Linked DNA regions of Homo sapiens: region 1 is linked to region 2. The links are chromatin contacts, found by Hi-C or POLR2A ChIA-PET in ENCODE. All regions are on one chromosome and are shown on one strand. The core of a region is the stretch at or near the end of the contact, and the rest is flanking DNA. Distances in the headings are between cores, read along the strand shown. Region 1 holds the start of NDUFV2 (NADH:ubiquinone oxidoreductase core subunit V2). Region 2 has its middle 27 kb from the start of LINC02856.

Evidence for each region. A loop is a pair of places that touch in the nucleus more often than their neighbours do. ChIA-PET counts read pairs that join two places held with the same protein, here RNA polymerase II (POLR2A). Pooled maps may share reads with other maps.
Region 1: a map with no recorded cell type shows a loop between it and region 2 (8-fold over the local background). The contact joins the promoter of NDUFV2 here to the enhancer-like site in region 2. A Hi-C loop is called at or near these places in 3 of 37 single-sample maps with no recorded cell type and 4 of 50 pooled maps. POLR2A ChIA-PET finds 5 or more read pairs at or near these places in 1 of 52 experiments (activated T-cell).

The regions. Positions count from the first base shown.
Region 1 is chr18:9,099,963-9,104,377 of GRCh38, reverse strand. It overlaps NDUFV2 (NADH:ubiquinone oxidoreductase core subunit V2), which reads right to left and starts at 1,679. Exons shown (of 8, transcript NM_021074.5): 1 at 1,581-1,679. The coding sequence starts at 1,634. RefSeq lists an enhancer at 610-1,319 and a silencer at 1,592-1,951.
Region 2 is chr18:9,671,132-9,675,592 of GRCh38, reverse strand. No RefSeq gene overlaps it. Among named protein-coding and RNA genes, the nearest start is that of LINC02856, 27 kb to the right of the region's middle. RefSeq lists an enhancer at 2,143-2,192. Within about 2 kb of position 2,217, at least 16 of the 41 ENCODE cell types and tissues checked have a DNase peak (open chromatin) inside an H3K27ac peak, as active enhancers do.

The DNA.
Region 1 (4,415 bases), core at 430-2,929, 570 kb after region 2:
ATCCAAAACAGAAACCACATCTTATTCCTCTACTTTAAAACCTTTCACTGACTCCTGACGGCCTCTAAAATCAAATTCTTTAGTATGGCACGCCAGGAGCTCCAATATCTGGCCCCTGTCTCTCCCTTATTTCATTTGGGAACACACCTTACCTCCAACAGCAGAGGGTGGCTTCTCATACATACCGATCTTTTTCTTGCCAACAAGACTTTAAGTTGTCCTTTCCACCTAGAATACCCTCGGACCCCATGCCCAATCTGTTAGTATTACCTTCAGGAAAAATCTTATGCACCTTGAAACCACATTGGATGACCCTATTCATCTCTCTAACACTGTACTTTTACATTGTCTCAACCTTAAAGTTCCTCTTACATGAGACTATCAATTCCAAAAGAACGGGAACTGTCTAAATCTTTTCCTTATCTGTAATATGAGGAAAAAGTAATACCAGCCTCAAAAATGAGATGTGGAATGTAGATATTTAACTCGGTGCTTGGCATACAGAAAACAGTTATCAAATGACTATCATTATTATCCACACTGTTAACTAGAGCTCAGCAGTGCATGACGTACAGTAAGACTTCAAATGTTTATTGAAAGACTGAACTCTGCAAAAAGGAATATTCCCATTTTACAACTGAAGAAACTGAGGAAGATTAACAGCACAAAGTCATAGAGCCACAAAAGGCAGTTAAGCTAACATCCAAACTCGAGTCTAACTCTAAAGCCCTGAATTCATTCTCAATGAATATACACTAGCTCCCTCTTGCTGAGAACTGACTTAACCTATTTCACTCTTAGAAAACAAACAAAACTAAGGCTTCTTTCCAGTATTACTTGTGTAACAGGCCCTGTTGTTATAATCGACATTTCTGGAAATCTGCATTTTTAGATTAACGTGAAGGAGTGTTTCAACTTCTCTGCAATTCAATTTCCTTGCCTACCATGAGATGTACTTGGATCTCAAAAAGATCATTTAATCTCTAAAATCCTGTGGTTCTTTAATTGGGTGCTGTTATTTGCGGCGCCGTTCTTTCAGAGTTAGTTTGATACCGTTTATTTAGCCAGCATTTCCGATATGCAAAGCACAACTGCAGTAAATCAAACATTGGCCACCCTTTTCCAGCCCTAATGAAGTTCTCCCTAAGCCTTCACGAAGCAAGCCAGAGCTCTCCAGTATGCTGCAACCTAAAAGCATCGAGGTCACTAGGCTTGAAACGAGAGGTGCCTCCTTCGGAGCGACGGTCTTCGAAACTGATCTGGCCAGAGCAGGCCTAGATTCTGCGCTACAGCAAAACAGCAAAAACAAACAAACATATATATATATATCACCAAGCAGCCCCTCTTTTCTGTCCTCCTCGACCAAACTAGGAGTACACTTCCCAGTATGGCAACCCTCCCTCGGGGCTTCTCACGGTGGGGCTGCAGCGGCCTCCCTAAGAGGGCTAAGGCCGCAGTGTCCTTGCCGCCGCCTGCAGGCCCGTGCAGAGCCCAGGGCTCTCCTGCGCCCAAAACTAAGGGAGACACGGAGAGCAAGAGAAGGGCGGCGGCAGCGCCGGGCTCAGCTTGAGCCTCCTTACCCAGTGGGCGGTGAGGCCAGCCGCCCGGGCCCGGAGCGCCGCGGAGAAGAACATGGCGGGCCACACTGTTCACCTTCCCCAGCCGCGCCAGGCGAGAATCCCGAGCGCGCCCAGGGCGCACAGCGTGCGCGCTCCCGACCCCAGGCCTAGGCGACCCGGACGGCACGCCGCTCCCTTCGCCGAGGGGCGGGGGCTGACGGGAGGGAGCGAGGGCGCGCGGGGGCTGCTGGGGCCCTGTGGGCGGAGACTTCCCGGGGGAGGGGCGGGGACCAGTCCGTGCTCGGAAAGGGAGGTGTCCTACGGGCCGCTGCAGGGGTCCCGGCCTTGAAAAGAAGCGTCCCGGAGCTGCACCTTGGGCTCCTGGGTAACGAAGCGCCCGCCTGGATTTATAGGGGTGAGCTTCCCTCATGGAGAGCCTTGTGAGGATTAGCCACCTCCTCTTATATTGCTGTTAGTTAAAAATAAAGTCGGGTTGCAACCCACTATAAATCTTATTCTACATGTTACGAATTCAAGACACAGAGGGCTGCTATCCAGTGTGCTAGCCATAGACACCAAATGTCTTGGTTCCCAATCTTTTGCATTAGAGATATGTGCGACATATTTAGGGGTTAAATGGTATGATGTCTGGAATTTGCTTGAGAATAGTGGGGAGCGGGAGGTGAAAAATAAAGCAAGTTGGCCGTTAAGTAAGGCCATAGAAGCTGCATGGTCGTTCTTATTTACTATTCTCGGTACTTTTGTACATATTAGATATTTTCCATAATAAAGCTGAAAAAAAAACCCACTTCCTTCTTCATGTTTGTTTGGTTATCTCTGGAAATTCCAACAAGTATTTATTCAGTAACAGCTCTAATGTGCACAGCACTATTTCCTGGTGTGGACTTCCTCTTGATTTTTTACGTCACTGCCTTCTTTTCTGGAGTGTCACGTCCTGTACCCACCCCCTTCCTTTTGCCCATTTTCTTTGCTATAATAAACTTGTGAATAATTTCTAGAACATTCACAGCAGCACAGGGATTTTAAAAATTTATCCCTCATTAGTTTAAAAACTCAGAAATATTCCATTGCAACCCCTATGAATCATATTTCGCAAATCACAGAATTCAAGACACAGAGGACTGCTGCCCAGTGAGCTAGAAATAGATACCAAATGCCTTGGTTCCCACTCCTTTGCCTTATATTTTATGTTAGTTTGCCTCTCCTAAATTAGCTTCAGTATTTCCCTTTAAAAGGAAAAGACAGTCTGGCCCTTAATGTAAATGTATTTTGTTATAAAGTTACCTAAATACTTATACACCTGGCCGGGCGCGTGGCTCACGCCTGTAATCCCAGCACTTTGGGAGGCTGAGGTGGGCAGATCACGAGGTCAGGAGATCGAGACCATCCTGGCTAATACGGTGAAACCCCGTCTCTACTGAAAATACAAGACATTAGCCGGGCATGGTGGCAGGCGCCTGTAGTCCCAGCTACTCGGGAGGCTGAGGCAGGGGAATGGCGTGAACCCGGGAGGCGGAGCTTGCAGTGAGCCGAGATCGCGCCACTGCACTCCAGCCTGGGCGACGGAGCGAGACTCCGTCTCAAAAATAAAAAATAAAAAATAAAAATACTTATACACCTAACACTATTGTGCACATACTTACTGTTCTTATACAACTAAAGCCAAAACATGTCACAAATACTTGATGGATGAGATAGACATTATATGGATTCTTTTTGAATCTGTAATGCATGCTTTTACTGGATTTTATTAGGGCATTCTCTGACTCCCAATCCAGATTAGTCCTCAAGATACCGTCCCAAAATATGCCTGCCCGCACTTTCACTACTACATTTACGACCAGATTATAACCTCCATGGATGGAGAAACCTGCCCTTCCTATATTGTTTGGTTCAGCAACTTGCACTATACTTGGCAAGTAGAAGGCATTCAATAAATATTTGTTGTCTGAATGAAAATCTTGCCCATAGTGCAAATATTCTGCCTACCTAAAAGGGTTAGAATTATGCTCATTTCTATTTGTCTTAGGTCAGAATTATGCTTGTTTCTATGTGTATCGGTGAGAGTGCTTTTCGCTACAAGTAACAGGAGTTCTAACAAGTAGATTAAAGGATACTGGGTTCATTTTCTCACATGAAAAACAATTCCAGAGGTAGAGTAGCTCCAAGGTTAGTTAATTCAACCTTGCTCAAGGATGTCTTCAAAATGTTTAGTGGCTTCCATCTTTTTACTCCAACATACTCAGCCGTGACTCCTATTATAGACACAAGATATCTGCAGCAGTTCCAAGTATCATGTACAAATGACAACATTCCAAAGAAGAAAAAGAACTCTTACCTCTAAAGTGTCCCAGATGTTCCTCCAGCAGCCTTCTTGTCTCATTGGCTTACAAGACATAGTGGTTAAGAGGGAATACTCTAGAATCAGACTACGGGGGTTCAGCTGCTGCTTTCTAGCTGCGTGACTTTAGGCAAGTTAGTCTCTCTGGGCTTTGGTTTAATAATGGTACCTTCCTCATGGCTTTATTAGGAGAATGTGAAAGGAAAATAAATCTCGGGACCCCCAAATCACTAAGCCAAGGGAAAAGACAAGCTGGGAACTATGTCAGGTAAACCTACCTCCCATTTTTTTCCTAAATAAGATAGCTACAAAGATAAAAAGCTACATACCTCCCTCACAATTTGCCCACAAGAAAATTCCTTACGGACAAAGTACAGACAGATCTCGATGTCATCCCTCTGAGGCTTGCGTGAGACAAGAGCATATCTGATTGCTTTCTCTGCCCTATTGTTCATGTAAAAATGCAAATGCACTGAGCCAGACTAAATTTTGTA
Region 2 (4,461 bases), core at 968-3,467:
TGGTAGCACATGCCTGTAATCCCGGCTACTCGGGAGGCTGAAGCAGGAGAATTGCTTGATCCTGGGAGGCGGAGGTTGCAGTGAGCTGAGATTGCACCATCACACGCCAGCCTGAGCAACAAGAGCGGAAACTCCGTCTCAAAAACAAAACAAAACAAAAAAAAAACGACAGATCATTCCAAGTACTGGTGAAGATATAGAGCAACTGGAATCCTCATACACTGCTGGTGGGAATGTAAAATGTTACAAACCTTTTGGAAAAGAGTTTGGCATTTTCTTAAAATCTTAAACATTCACCTGCCATATGAGACAGACACTACACTCCTAGGTATTTATCAAGAGAAACAAACGCACATGCTCAGAGCACTCTATTTCTAATTGCCCCGAATGGGAAACAACCCAAATTCAACAGGTGAATGGATAAACAAATTGCGCTACGTCTGCCAAATCCACTGCCCACTCCTCACTGTGCTCCAAATACAAGCAACCAACATTGGTCATTGTCTCAACATAAGCAGAGGCACAGGCATTGTCCATTCACTGCACATTCTTTTGGAGTCTCATCTATGTGGAAAAAGAGGATATTCAAACGACATCGGGGTGAGCCACACTGGGTAACCAGTTTAAGGAGCAGAAGATGGTAGTCAAAAGCTATTTCAAGTCCTCCTTAGCCAGTACTATTTCCTATCATATCTGGATAGGTTTTTTTTATCTCTTTTTAGCATCTAACATTCTCATTTTTAGGGGGACTTCATTTTTCCCCATGTATTTTCAATAGACCGTGGCCCCATCTATTATTTTTGAAGAGGAAAACTCCTGGTGCCAAAAAGTCCACCGATCCTTGGTTCAGACAAGGACTTCCAATTGCTTAATGTCAGATGAATACTGAAAGGTCACCAGAGGATACACCACGGTAAAAACTCTATGAACTCGATACTGAAATTTTCTTGTTAAGCTCATGCTGGAAGGCGGGAGAGTAGAAAATAAGTTGTAAAATGGCCCAGGGCTTAATTTATTTAAAGCTTTGGTTAAAAACGTTTGCTGCTTTGAATTGTTTTAAGAGAAACCACAAAGATGTTCAGTAGTGGAAGAAAAGAATTCCAGAGAGGGCTTTAACTACCCTGTTACCTTCATAGCACCTCCCAGCGGTAATCCACAAAAATGATATTTTTTGTATGGAAAGTTGACCTTTTTCTCAATATTATGCAAATTGAATAAAAATCTGTGCTGTTTTAGATGCTATGCAAGTTAACATGATATCCAAGTAAAAACTCTAAGTTTGCTATGAAATACATCTCTGATTACAGCCAGATTGCTACCTCTGAACATTTTTTAGGCAGAAAAAAATGTAGCCAGCTCATTGGTTTTCTGAGATAAATACCTAAATTTTTGCAACCCAAGACTGTTCTATTTTCTTTACCATCTGGTTCTAGGAACACAGGGACACCATGACTATTGAAGTGTTGAAGATTCCAGATGAAACGTTTTTTAAAATGTAAGCCTACACTGCAGGGCATGGTGTTGTGCCTGGAGTCCCGGCTACGTGGGAGGCTGAGGTGGGAGGATCCCTTGAGCCCAGAAATTCTAGTGCAACCTGAGCAACACAGTGAAACCTCATTTTTAATAAAATATTTTTTAAGCCTACACTTCCTAAATTTTGTATAGTGACTGCACTAAGCACATTATATATTTTCTTCTTTAGTACTCACACTAATAGTATTCAATAACGCTATTGCTTCCTGTTTTTGACAGATGAGAAATATGGGGCATGATGGGAATGGCAAGTGTTGGGAATAAGGGTGTGTAACCACCCTCTTCTCCCAGATGCCTGTGTCCTTGAGCAATCTGCTCTTTGCAAAGAGGTTGGACCAGCCTCTGGGTGATTTCTAACCTCTAACATTAGAGGGCAGTGACTCTAAGCTAAAACGCCCTTGTGGGATCCACCGTGCTGGTATCAAGCCATGAAGAGGAAGCATGTGTGCTACAGAAACTCATAGGTGAAAGCAGCATCTTTTACTGCCTTATACACTTGTAGAGTGGGAAGTTTTCGTTCTGGTTGACACCATGCACAACACATAAGAGAAATGGTTAGACTGTTTGAGGAAGTGCACACTAAAATGCCTGACCCCTGCACAGAGGTGAGTGGATGCCATCTGGCCGAGAGGTTCCTGTTATTAGTATCTAATCAGGTTTCCCTGGTAGCTAGAGAACTGCATGACTTGTTGACTGGAAGGCCTCTTACCTCACAAGGGTGTGGTTTCAGAGGTTTCTGAAGAACAAGTGTGGGAGAACTAACCATGACTAAGGCATCTCAGGTCAATGCAGGTGAATGATTAACCCCAGCTCTCTTTTTTTTTTTTTTTTTTTTTGAGACAGAGTCTCACTCTGTCACCAGGCTGAAGTGCAGCGGCGCCATCTCGGCTCACTGCAAACTTCGCCTCCCGGGTTCAAGCGATTCTCCTGCCTCAGCCTCCCGAGTAGCTGGAACTACAGGTGTGTGCCACCACACCTGGCTGATTTTTGTATTTTTAGTAGAGACCAGGTTTCACCATGTTGGCCAGAATGGTCTCCATCTCTTGACCTCATGATCCCCATGCCTCAGCCTCCCAAAGTGCTGGGATTACGGGATTACAGGCGTGAGCCACTGTGCCCAGCCGACCCCAGTTCTAAGAACTCTTGTTCCATTATGGGTAGGGAGATCATAACTAGGGAAACCATCCAGGTGGTGAGGATGCGAGCCAGAGAAAAGCCAGAGCCTGCCAATTCAGCTTTGGAATGTTCCAGAAAAGCATTCCTGAGACTCTGATAGCATTTATATGCTGGAATGATTTCTATTTCCCTATATAAAGGATATTTTTATTTTCTTACTGGCTAGTACCAAATTCAGAACATGGAGGCTTTAAAAATTATTCAGTGAATAAATGAAAAATAAAACCTTCATTTACATTGAAAACAGGTATTTCTTATATACAATGATTTTTTTCTTCTAATTTATTTTTTCCTAAAAGGAACAAAGGGAAAAAATTATAAAGTCAAGAGCAAAAAATGGATAAATTAGAAAACATAAAACAACACATTTGGTAGACAAATCCAAGAGCTGGTTCGCTGAAGAAAATAGACAATTTGTGTACAAATGTTACCAAGAAAACAAGAGGAGAGTCAACATACATTTGTTGTTAAACAGTAAGTTAATAAGTGAGATTTTGGTGAAAAAAACATTTACTGTGTGTGGAATAGATAATTTTCTAAGAAAATATAAGTGATCAAAACTGATGTTACCAATAAAACTATCAACAGGATTTTTAAAAGTAAACTGATGAATTCTAAATTTCATAGGAAGGACAAACAAACAATAAAGGTCAGACAAAATCTTAAAAAAATGGTATAAGAGGAGAGTGGCCCTATCAGATATTTTAATATATTTTAAAGCTACAGTGATTAAAATTGTGTGGTACTGACACTTGAATACGAAAATCAGCCAAGCATGGTGGCATGCACCTGTAGTCCCAGCTACTTGGGAGGCTAAGGAGGGAGTATCACTTGAGTCCAGGAGTTCAAGGCTGCAGCGAACCATGACTGTGCTACCACACTCCAACCTGGGCAACAGAGTGAGATGCTGCCTTTAAAAAAAAAAAATGAATAAAAAGAAGATCATCTGGAACATCATGTCCAGACTAGACCAAAAGAAATATAGAAATTTAGTATAAGACATAAGCAACATTTCAGATCAGGGAGGAAAGATGTTTTATCTAAATATATTGTGTTGGAGACAAAAAGAATCACAAGGAAATCTTAAATTATGTTGATATTAGTAGTAATGTTAGTATTGATATTTTAAAATTATTTCATACACACAGAAAGATATACACATTGTATGTATGATGTATATACGTAAATACTAGCCAGGATGCAATCAGAGAAGCAGAATCGCTAGAAATAATAGAGCATGAAGGATTCCTAAAGGGATTTGACATTACACAGTTGTGGGAGCTGGCTAGACAGCCTCCGTTTGGCTCTTTACGCCTGACACTGAGCCTGAAGTCATAAGGCCGTGGTCAGGAAGGAAAAATGCATGTGAAATGGGGCCGAGCAGAAATTCCCTTGCCTCACCCCACTGCTACCTCTCCTGTCTTCACACCTGGCCCAGAACTTGGAGAAGCTGCAGGAAGAGATCACATGGGGCCTGGAGGATTCTGCCTCCGGACTCTGTCTGCACAACAGAGGAGCCGGCAGGCCTGCACATGCCATGAGTTCCAACAGGGCCTAGCCTAGCCCAACATTCAGAGGGTGAGCACTGCTACTTCTTGACTGCTGCCTTTCAAATCTCACAAATTTCCCTGTGTCCAACTCTAACCAAACGTCTACCAGGAAGGGAATTCTGGAAAATGTAGTTCTGTTTAACCAAATTGACACATTATTAAGCCACCATTATATACATTCATGTGTGCTCACACACACACA